2 separate regions of the Homo sapiens genome follow, and region 1 is linked to region 2. A link is an interaction called in ENCODE POLR2A ChIA-PET data of the cell type or tissue named here. Cell type or tissue: MCF 10A. All regions are shown on one strand. Links, peaks and the distances in the headings refer to the core of each region. The heading gives the core; the rest is flanking DNA. Region 1 overlaps EPG5 (ectopic P-granules 5 autophagy tethering factor). Region 2 has its middle 23 kb from the start of SIGLEC15.

The links. ChIA-PET counts read pairs that join two places held together with the same protein. Peaks named below come from ENCODE experiments on the same cell type or tissue, not always from the same donor. Only the 100,000 strongest peaks of a DNase experiment are listed, where the experiment ranks them.
Region 1: POLR2A ChIA-PET joins it to region 2 with 5 read pairs; 2 of 35 experiments call an interaction of 5 or more read pairs at or near these places.

What each region holds. Positions count from the first base shown.
Region 1 is chr18:45,866,353-45,871,739 of GRCh38, forward strand. It overlaps EPG5 (ectopic P-granules 5 autophagy tethering factor), which reads right to left. Exons shown (of 44, transcript NM_020964.3): 36 at 4,215-4,390; 37 at 1,211-1,396; 38 at 446-655. Among named protein-coding and RNA genes, the nearest start is that of SIGLEC15, 43 kb to the left of the region's middle. In MCF 10A, for the core only: no CTCF peak of the experiment used is centred there; no DNase peak of the experiment used is centred there.
Region 2 is chr18:45,800,298-45,805,684 of GRCh38, forward strand. It overlaps a transcript of EPG5 not described here. Among named protein-coding and RNA genes, the nearest start is that of SIGLEC15, 23 kb to the right of the region's middle. In MCF 10A, for the core only: no CTCF peak of the experiment used is centred there; DNase peaks (open chromatin) are centred at 1,224, 2,654 and 2,984.

The DNA.
Region 1 (5,387 bases), core at 329-5,328, 66 kb after region 2:
TCAGGTGATCCGCCCACCTTGGCCTCCTAAAGTGCTGGGATTACAGGCGTGAGCCACCGCACCCAGCCTTTGCAAGGTACTATTTCTAATCAGATGAGAAAACTGAGGGACTTGCCCTGTCAAGCCTAAGTTCATATTACCAACCTCCCTTCCTCCCTGCTATTCTGCTGCCAATGACATTCAGATCATGAAACCAGCAGCTTGCTGGCAGCCCTCAATCCTTTTGACCTTTCATCGACATGTGACATTGCTAGTAAGTAAAAGTTCACCCAAAGGGAGAACTCAACCCAAAAGATCTACAAGGCCAAAAGATGAGTATATGATAATACACATCCTCCGACTTCCTCTGCTGAGCACTTCCTAGCTTCGACTGTCCTTTGTAGCACTTATGCTGCTACCAATCTCCAGGAACAGTCTCTGCCTTTTAAACTACCTCTCAACTTACAAGATGCTTCTGGCTGTCAGTAGGAATAGAAAGGCCCGCAGACACTTTTAGGAGCTTCATGATTAATTCAGCATAAGATTCTTTTGCCAGGATGATGGACGGCGGGTAATGGCTGCTGAAATAACTTAGCACACTCTGGTACGACACAATATCCACAAGATGCCATGAAAGTGAGCTTGTCTGTCCAAGGAGACTAAGTAAAGGTGAATCCTAAAAATAAAACACATATTCCTTTAGTTCCAGAGCCCCAATTTTTCCAGAAATATGTGTTGCTAACTAGTCTGTGGAATAACTACTAAGATGGCCTATGGTAAGCACAGAACAGTTATGATATCAAGTAAGTATCTACTCGAGTTAGGAGTACTAGTGAAAGCAATAACCAAACTTTTGGCAAAAACACATTCATATTAAGATGTATTGAGTATCTGGAACCCAGGTTCTTTTCTTTCAAAAGAACTCCCTGTTCTGGTGGGACATGCCAAAATTGACTTCAAGAAGCATACAAGAGATTGAAGTAGATATTAATGAGATACAAAATAAAGTTGATTAATACATTCTAACTCAGTGTGGTTCTTTGCATAATTTAGAATCAGATAATGAGCTATCCAAGAAAATCAGGCATCTGGTTAAAGGTACATCTCATATGCCAAGCATCTGTTCACACTGATAGGGGCACTGGAAAAACAAATGAAAAACTACGACCTAGTAGAAAGCAAAGATCTAAGCAGCCTTGCCGAATTTTTGCCATAAGCTTCCCAAACTTACTGTTTGGTCTACCAGTTGAACTTCCTTTGCCAATAAAATCATCATGAAAAGGAGGCAGACAATCATGCTGCGGGTTTCTGGGTGGGGACTGGAATTCCAGGCATCAGAGAGCACACTAACCCAGTTGACTTCACAGAGTACAGACCCCAAAAATAAGAAACAGCTCTTGGGGCTTCCTCGTTCCACCTAAAAGAAAATGAATTAAAATCATTCTGTTGCCTTGTGCTATCTATGTATCTGGAAAATGTATGTAAATTGTTTCATAATTATGTTTTTAAAAAACACTTTTTCCCCAGATTATATCACTTAGAATCCCACCTCCTAGAGATTTAGACTTAATATTTGTAATATCTTTCCTTCCACAGTGTATGTGTGTATATTTTAGTTTGTCTGTTCAGATTTCAGCATTTATTCCAATCATTCTTAATAAGCGAGGAATGACCTTCCCTAACCCCAACCTGGGTGGAGAATCGCTGCCACAGTAAGTCACTGGAGCTGCAGGGAGTGTATCAGAATCCTCAGGTGTGCCAGGACAGGGCAAAGTTGAAATTTACTAGTCAGTAGTTCCCAAACTTAAGTGTGCATCAGAACTAAATGGAAGGTATATTAAAACAGACTGCTGGGCCTACCCCTAGAGCTTTTAATTTTGCAGGTATGGGTTGGGAGCCAGAATGTGTAAGTTCCCAGGTAATGCTGATGCTGCTGTCCCAGGGACCACACTACTTTGAGATCCACTACACTAGTGTATATTATTTATATTGCCTTTTTCCTTTTTCCTTTTTTTTTTTTTTTGAGATGGAGTTTCACTCTTGTTACCCAGATTGGAACGCAATGGCACGATCTTGGCTCAACGCAACCTCCGCCTCCTGGCTTCAAGCAATTCTCCTGTCTCAGCCTCCTGAGTAGCTGGGATTACAGGTGCCTGCCACCATGCCCAGCTAATTTTTTATTTTATTATTTTATTGCTTATTTTTTATTTTATTTTTAGTAGAGTCCGGGTTTCTCCATGTTGGTCAGGCTGGTCTTGAACCCCCAGCCTCAGGTGATCTGTCCACCTCAGCCTCCCAAAGTGCTGGGATTACAGGCGTGAGCCACCGCGCCCGGCCTATATTCCCTTTTTAATGTAATGCTGTATTATAACAATGTCTCCGTATTATTAGTCTTTACAATTTTTGATGACTGCATGTTTAAATTCTATTTAAAATATGAGAGGCCGGGTGCAGTGGCTCACACCTGTAATCCCAGCACTTTGGGAGGCCAAGGCAGGTGGATCACAAGATCAGGAGATTGAGACCATCCTGGCTAACATGGTGAAACCTCATCTCTACTAAAAATATAAAAAATTAGCTGGGCATGGTGGTGGGCACCTGTAGTCCCAGCTACTTGGGAGGCTGAGGCAGGAGAATGGCGAGAACCTGGAAGGAGGAGCTTGCAGTGAGCCAAGATCGTGCCACTGCACTCCAGCCTGGGTGACAGAGCAAGACTCCGTCTCAAAAAAAAAAAAAAAATTAGAGAATGAGGAACAGATGTACTATAAAGTATATAAGAAACCTCAAAGATCTCTTACAAGCTATTTAAATACTTCTAATTTGTTTAAAATAAAACATGGCTACTCATGAATTTTTCCTTTCAAAATGAAGATTAAAAGCTCTAGTCTATTTATAAAATCATGATCAATGGAATTTGGTGATGATTCATTTCTTGTCATTACTGTTATTATATTATGCTAACTACTAATTCTCTTCCTTTTAGAAAATGATTCTTCATTGTCCATTATAATCTGTTCTCTATCCTCATCCTCAACCCCACCAAAAAAATATAGTTTATTATGCCAACAAGACACAAAGAATTAAAAGATCCCCAGCTTCTGGGGTGGTCAGGGTCATCTGCCATTAGAATAAAACTCCTAGAGACAGAGTCTACAGCATCCCTTAACAGGCTGTGCTACTATCTAATCTGTCTTATAGTTAAGGTCATCCTTTTTAAAACTCCATCTTATAGTTCTTTAAACCACCTTTCTCTAGTATGTTCATAATGGTGATAAATATTTACTTAATGCCCGTCTCATATACTAAATCTAGCTATAAAATCATTCTTAAGCCTGGGATTTCTCTAGAACAACTGCCCTCAGCTTTTCTTGCATTTCAGCTACTGAGTGGCTGACAAGAGCAGCACAGATGGGGTTCCATTAAGGGCACTAAAAAAGTTAAGTATATTTTGCTAACCTTCATAAATAACTGTAGATCTGTATCAAAGCACTTAAGGTGTCTCAACAATAAATGTGACAGTAAGAGTAAACACTAACTGATGAGACTATGAACAAATGAACTGAAACTACCATAAAAACCTAAGACAAGAGTGTAATTAAAAAAAAAAAAAAGAAGAAAAACAACAACAGCTCCAAATGCCTGACTAGTATGTAAGTTACACTACACTCTCTGTTTTCTGGTTTTGTAACCATTGCTTCTACTGCAAAGACTCGCATGCACTCTCTTTTTTTAAGTCATTTCAGGTCTGCACACGATTATGATGCATCATCGGTTGTCACAATGCATTTTATCTCCTATAATCAAATTATTCACTTGCATAACTGCTAAAAGAAACTAATAGCTTCAGTACCAATTTACATTTGCTTTAATAGGACATTTAACGATAAGCAGTTGTTGACACAAACTGTAATGACACAAACACATCAATAACAACCAAGATTAAGCATAACGGAGGCATTAAACTACGTACTCACACGTGACAAAGTCTAGGGGATGACTGACATATTATAGATAAAATCTTTCTCTGGGTTTTAAAAATGGTCCTGTAGATGTTTTAACACGATAAAATGACTTCCACAAGACACTGTTTTCCACAGGCACCACCGAGGCAACACAGAATGTATTCATGGTCCACGCTAGCACACACTGCCACTATGCCTAACAACCACAGTGACCAGGCTGCTCCCTAGAAGCCAGATCTCTCTAGGCTGCGATGCCGGGAATGAAGGGCTTACTTTGAAGAAGGCCTCCATGAGCATCTGGTCAGGGTGCAGGTCCTTCCATGGCAGTTTCCGGTACGTGCTATGGAAAGCGTACAGAATGAACTCTGGCATTTTGGGTGCTGTACATGCTTCACAATAATGCATCAGGTGCAACCAAAGGGCTCCTGCATCACCTGGCAACAGCTTATCTAGAATGTGAAAAGAAAATAGAGCTGAAGACCTTTGGTTTACCTTAAAAAAAAAAAAAAAAAGCAAATTTGAACTAAAAGTCTAAAATCTAAGGTTCTCATGATTGACCCAATTTCAAAGATTTTCATGTAGGGAGAGTGGTTAAGGGGACTACTGGCAGATTAGTAATAAAGAATGGTACTTTAATTACCCACTCGGGTAACTGGAATGAGCAGATGCTGTGTGGGAAATAATCAGCTTTTCTTTAAAATTTCTAAACGTATGGCTTTTTAACTGAAATACACTCCTACAGCTTGTTGCCCTCAGTATGTATTCAGTTTTACACATTTAGTGCTTCATTCATTTGGCACTCAGGAGAAATCCAAAATCCCTCAAAAGGAAATGTTCCATTTTTTAAAAGAAGGCATACAAATAGCCAATAGGTGCATGAAGAAATGCTCAGCATCACTGATCATTAGAGAAATGCAAACTAAAACCACAACAATGTATCAGTGCACAGCTGTTAGGATAGCTGTTATCGAAAAGATGAACGATAACAAGTGTTAGAGAGGATCTGGAGAGAAAGAAACTCTTAAACACTGTTGGGGGGAGTGTAAATTAGTACAACCATTATGGAAAAAGGCATGGAGGTTCGTCAAAAAACTAAAAATAGACTACCATATGATCCAGTAATCTCACTTCTGGGTATATATCCAAAAGAAAGGAAATCGATAGGGAGAAGGGATAACCACACTCCCATGTTCACTGCAGCATTATTCACAATAGCCAAGATATGGAAACAACCTAAGTGTCCTTCAAAAGATGAATGGATTTTTCTAAATGTGGTGTATATACACAATGGAATACCAGTCTGCCTTAGAAGAGGAGGAAATCCTGTCATTTGCAACAACATGAATGAATCTGGAGAACTCATGCTAAGTGAAGAAAACGAGGCACAGAAAGACAAATGCCACATGCTCTTACTCATATGTGGAATCTAGTAAGTTGAACTCATTG
Region 2 (5,387 bases), core at 242-5,241:
TACCTGTAATCTCAGCTACTCAGGAGCCTGAGGCAGGAGGACCCTGGAGTTCAAGACCAGCCTTGGCAACACAGTAAGACCCTCTCTCACAAAAATAAAAAAAAAAATAGTATACACTATTTTATCTCAGGTATAAAAGAAAAAAATAGATGAAAAATACAGTGGGTAGTAACTTCATAGACAGTTTTCATCAACCTCTTTATCATTTTCTCAGATTTCTACAATGGGCATGCAGCACCATGATGGCTGGGGAGGAAAAAACTAAAAATCAAAAAGTCAAAAATTAAAACAAAAGCTGGTTTTATTGATCGATAACTGCACATTTTTGGTTGGAGGTGCCAGCTCTTGACGAATTTGCAGCCCTCTCACTCTCGATATTGGAGCTTCTTCCTCCTGTGCTGTCTTCTCTGCCTGGGGAAATTTGTGTCCCTCAGCTAGGCCACCCAGGGGAATCACATGATGATCCTGAACATTCCATCCCATCAGGCTGTGCACAGGACTGGCTGCATCTGAGATCAAACGATGTTCAAAGAAAGTTCAGACTCCAGCACTCCAGTTAGGGCAAGCCTCTTAAAAGGTGAGCGTCTTGATACCTGTTTGGAAGGAGGGAACACTGGTTGCAGGAAATTCAGGTGAGCATTTTTGAAAGAGGTGGTGTATAGACTCCAAAGCATCTTCCTCCTACTTTCTTAAATTTTTTTGTTTTGTGTGTTTGGGTTTTTGTGTTTTGAATGGGGGGTTGTTTTTCGGTTTTTTTGAGATGGAGTCTCGCTTTGTCACCCAGGCTGGAGTGCAGTGGTACGATCTCAGCTCACTGCAACCTCTGCCTCCTGGGTTCAAGCAGTTCTCCTGCCTTAGCCTCCCAAGTAGCTGGGATTACAGGTGCGTGCTACCACACCTGGCTAATTTTTGTATTTTTAGTAGAGACAAGGTTCACTACGTTGGCCAGGCTGTTCTTGAACTCCTGACCTCAAGTGATCTGCCCACTTCAGCCTCCCAAAGTGCTAGGATTACAGGCGTGAGCCACCACATCCGGCCCTGTGTGTTTGTTTTTTGAGACAGGGTCTCACTATGTTGTCCAGGCTGGTCTCGAACTCCTGAGCTCAAGCAATCCTCCTCCCTTGGCCTTCCCAGTAATTGGCTTTTAAACATTTGATGGAGGGTGCTGGTGAGCAAAACTTGACAGTTATGAAACAGGAAACCAGCAGGAAAAGGACCTGCCCAAACTTGGAGGAGAAGGTAGTGCCAGGGAAGAAGGGATGGCACTGAGCTTAGTGTGCAACCCAGAATTTGTGACAATTGCACAACACACCCTCTTGTCATTCCTGTCAGTTTTATTCATTCCCCTCCCTCCCTTCCATTCCTTTCCCAGTCTTTAATCCCCCTGTTCCTTCCCTTCTCCTACTCCCTTAATCACTTACAGTCCCACTCCCAGGAGGAAGGGGTACAGGAAACTGCATTTCTCCTCCTGAAGGTCACTGTGTGCAGCTGAAGCCACTTAGTCCACAGGAAGGAAGGCCAGCTGGTAGGAGTTCAGATGGCAGTTACAGCCACCAGGGGACAGCTTTGGCATCCACCCCCTTCAGGGCTCTCCTGAGAGGGAGGAGCAGTGCCCACCCTAGGGAGGGCTGAGCTTTATCACACTCTCTGAGGGCTCTCTGGGTCCTGCCTCATCAGCTCTGATGGCGGAAGGGTTGACAGGGGGCAGCAAGGATGGTTTTGTCCTGTGGCACCTCACCCTGCAGTGTCCACTCCCTCCTACCCCCAGCTCTTCCTGCCTTGCCTCCTGTTCCCTGTGATCCTCCCTTGGTGGAGTGCTGATGTGATGGAGTGGCCCTTCCTTGGAGACTCCCCACAACAATCCAAGTCCCCAACACTCTCCAGTCAGGGAAGACTGAAGCTACAACAAGTACTGGCACTGATCTTTATGACTCTGGTTCAGGCTAGGCATGGTGGCTCACGTCTGTAATCCTAGCACTTTGGGAGGCCGAGGCAGGTGGATCATTTGAGGTCAGGAGTTCAAGACCAGCCTGGCCAACATGGCAAAACCCCATCTCTAATAAAATACAAAAATTAGCCGGGCATGATGGCATGCACCTGTTGTCCCAGCTATTCAGGTGGCTGAGGCAGGAGATTCTCCTGAACCTGGGAGGTAGAGATTGCAGTGAGCTGAGACCACACCACTGCACTCCAGCCTGGGCGACAGAGCAAGACTCCATTTCAAAAACAAAAAACAAAAAAAAAAGTCTCTGGTCCTTTCCAGCTACATCCAAACTTCCAACCCCACCCCAGTGCCCAGAGAAGGGAGGAGGTGGGGACTAAGCCCAACAGGGCCCACTTGTGCCCAATACCTTTCCCCACACTGTCCTACTGCCTCTCCTCACCTTCTGCCCCACCCTCACTCTGCATGACTGAATGACTTAATTCAAATTGCATTTATTTGCTCATTTCTAATCACATCCTAGGATCTCATGCTCTCTTGATGGTAAATAAAAGTGAACAGAAAATGTCTTCTAATGACCTGGTAAATCAAGTTTATACCTTTCCCAAATCAGGGTCAATTTGCTCTAAATCTAGTCAAGTCAGAACCCAGCATTAGTAGGTGGCCTGACCACATGGCCCCTTCCCCCAGTCTCTTAAGGCATAGTGAGTCACTCACAGAGGCCAGCTTAGCCCTTCATGAGTCAGTATCTCCTGTTTATGTACAGAGTCATTACTTTCTCTATAGGAAAAAAAGGAGGTGGTGGTGGAGGTGCTTGTCTATAGATGGACTGGGCATTGTAATTTGAAAAGCATTGAGAAAAGTCCCTATCTCCAAAGACATTATCAGCCTTACATAATATCTGAAAACCTATCATTTGAGACATTTCTCAGAGCAATGATCCTTTATAAAATATGGGATGAGGCCAGAAGAGCCATTTTACTATGTGACAGTCAGTACAACTCAGTGGCTAGGAATCAGGATCTGGATCGAGTTCCACTTCTGGTATGGCTGAGTAAACGCTTACTGTACTGAGCTTCCTGCCAATAACAACTATAAACTCAGGGGTTGGGAGAGGACAAAATCTATCTGAAGGCCCTGGAGAGTATACAACAGCAAGCAGGCTCCAGGGGGAAGTTAACACTTGGAAGAAAGGGTTAGTAGGAGGTTATTCTCCTGTTTTTACCACTTTTGGCCTGATGGTCAGCTGCAGTCACTGTCCTGAGGGGCAGCTAAAACTGAGAAGAAACTCACCATCTTTCTGGCCTGAAGAACTGGCAGACAGAGTTTGAGGGCAACCCCAGCTGCTAGAAAGTGAGGGAGAATCCTCAAAGGGAGAGAGCCAGAGAAAGAAAATCCCAAATTCCATGTATAAAGTCTGCCCCAATTTTTGCCTGACCCCCAAACACCCATGTACAGCAGAGATTGTAAGCACCCTATCTAAGGGTGAAAGAACAAAAAGCAGATATGAGGGGCCACTCAGAAAAAAACAGAATTTGCAGTTTGAACCATAACAAGTTAATTTCTCATTAAAATGAAAAATTCAAAACTCTTTGAAAGAATACAACTGAATCCAGTCTCCACAATATGACATTCACAATATCCAGAGTACAATCCAAAATTTCTTGACATATTGAGAGACAGGAAGATGTGATGTATTCTCAAGAGTAAATATAATAGGCAAAAGTCAAGCTCAAGATGACACAGATATTGAAATTAATAGAAATTTATTTTAAAATGGCAATTCTTACTATACTAAATGACATAAGGAAAAATGTGCTTATAATGATTAAAACATAGTTAGTATCATCACCTAAATAGAGACGCCTAAAATTATAATCAAATGGAAATTCTATAACTAAAAAATACAGTATCTAATTTTAAAAAATTAACTGGATGGGGCTTAACATAATTTTTTAAAACAGATGAAAGAGTAGGTGAATCTAAAGAGAGATCAACAGAAAATATCCAATCTGAAAGACAGAGATAAAAATGATAGTACCTAAAGGGTGGTATTGAAAGGTCTAACATACCTACAATTGAACTCCTAGAAGAACAGAGGACATGGGGTAGAAAAAAATTATTTGAATAAATAATGGCCAAAAAGTCCCCAAATTTGGCAAAAGACATAAATTTACAAATCTAAGAAGCTCAGCAAATCCCAATCAAGTTAAATAAAAGAAAAACATGCCTGGGCACATTAGAGTCAAATGAATGGCAAAGTGTCAAAAGCATGCAGAGAAAAACAGCACATTACACAGAGGAGAATAATGAGTCAAATGACTGTTGATTTCTTATATCAGAAGCAATGGAGGCCAACACAGTGAACCAACATTCTCAAAGCACTAAAAGCAATATCTATCAAATATGAAGCAGAATAAAGACTTTCCAAATAAAAGAAAACTAAGAGAATTTATCACTAGCAGACCTTTATTATAAGAAATGCTAAAGAAAGTTCTTTATCTGAAGATAAATGATATCAAATGAAAATATGGATCTTTAGACATGAAGAACATCAAAACTAGCAAATAGAAAAAACTGCTTTTCCAGCCTAATTCCTTTCCAATATATATCACTATTCAAGGCAAAAATTATGACCTTGCATTGTAGGATGCATAATGTATATAAATGTCATATGGTAATCATAACACAAAGGAATGCTGGGGGCAGGTATAAGAGGACCTATACGATTGCAAGGTTTGCATATTTTATGCAAAGTGGGACAATGTAAACTCAAATCAGATTATAAAAAGTTAAGAATGTATATCGTGATTCTTAGAGCGGACATTGGGTAAAAACTACAATAATATATAGAAAAAACATTAATATGTAAATTAAACTGGAATTCTAAAACATGTCCAAATAATAATTTCTAAAAGGCACTAAATGCAATATGGTACCCTAGATTGGCTCCTGAAACAGGAAAAAGGGGTTATTTGTGAAGAAACAAAGAAATCTGAATAAAGTCTGGCACTTAATTAATAGTAGTGTACTAATGTTAGTTTCTTAGTTGTGATGAATGTACTGTGATAATGTAAGATGTTAACTTCAGCAGAAACTGGGTGAGAGGTATACAGGAACTCTCTGTACTATTTTTGCAACTTTTATGTAAATCTAAAATTTAAACAAAATAAAGAGCTTCTGTAAAAAAAAAAAAAAAGACAAGAAAGAAGTAACAGAAGAACAAAAATCAGAGGGGCAAAAAAGAAAACAAATAAAATGGTGTATCAAAATATAATCAGAATAATATTAAATGTTAATAGGCAAAAATTTCCAATTAGCTAAAAAAAAAGAAATAGCAGAGCTTGTTGTAATGGCTTAAAAACAAAAGTAAGATTTAAAGATATGCTGTGAATGGGACCCACTTTGAATATAATTATACAGATAGAGTGAAAGTAAATAGATG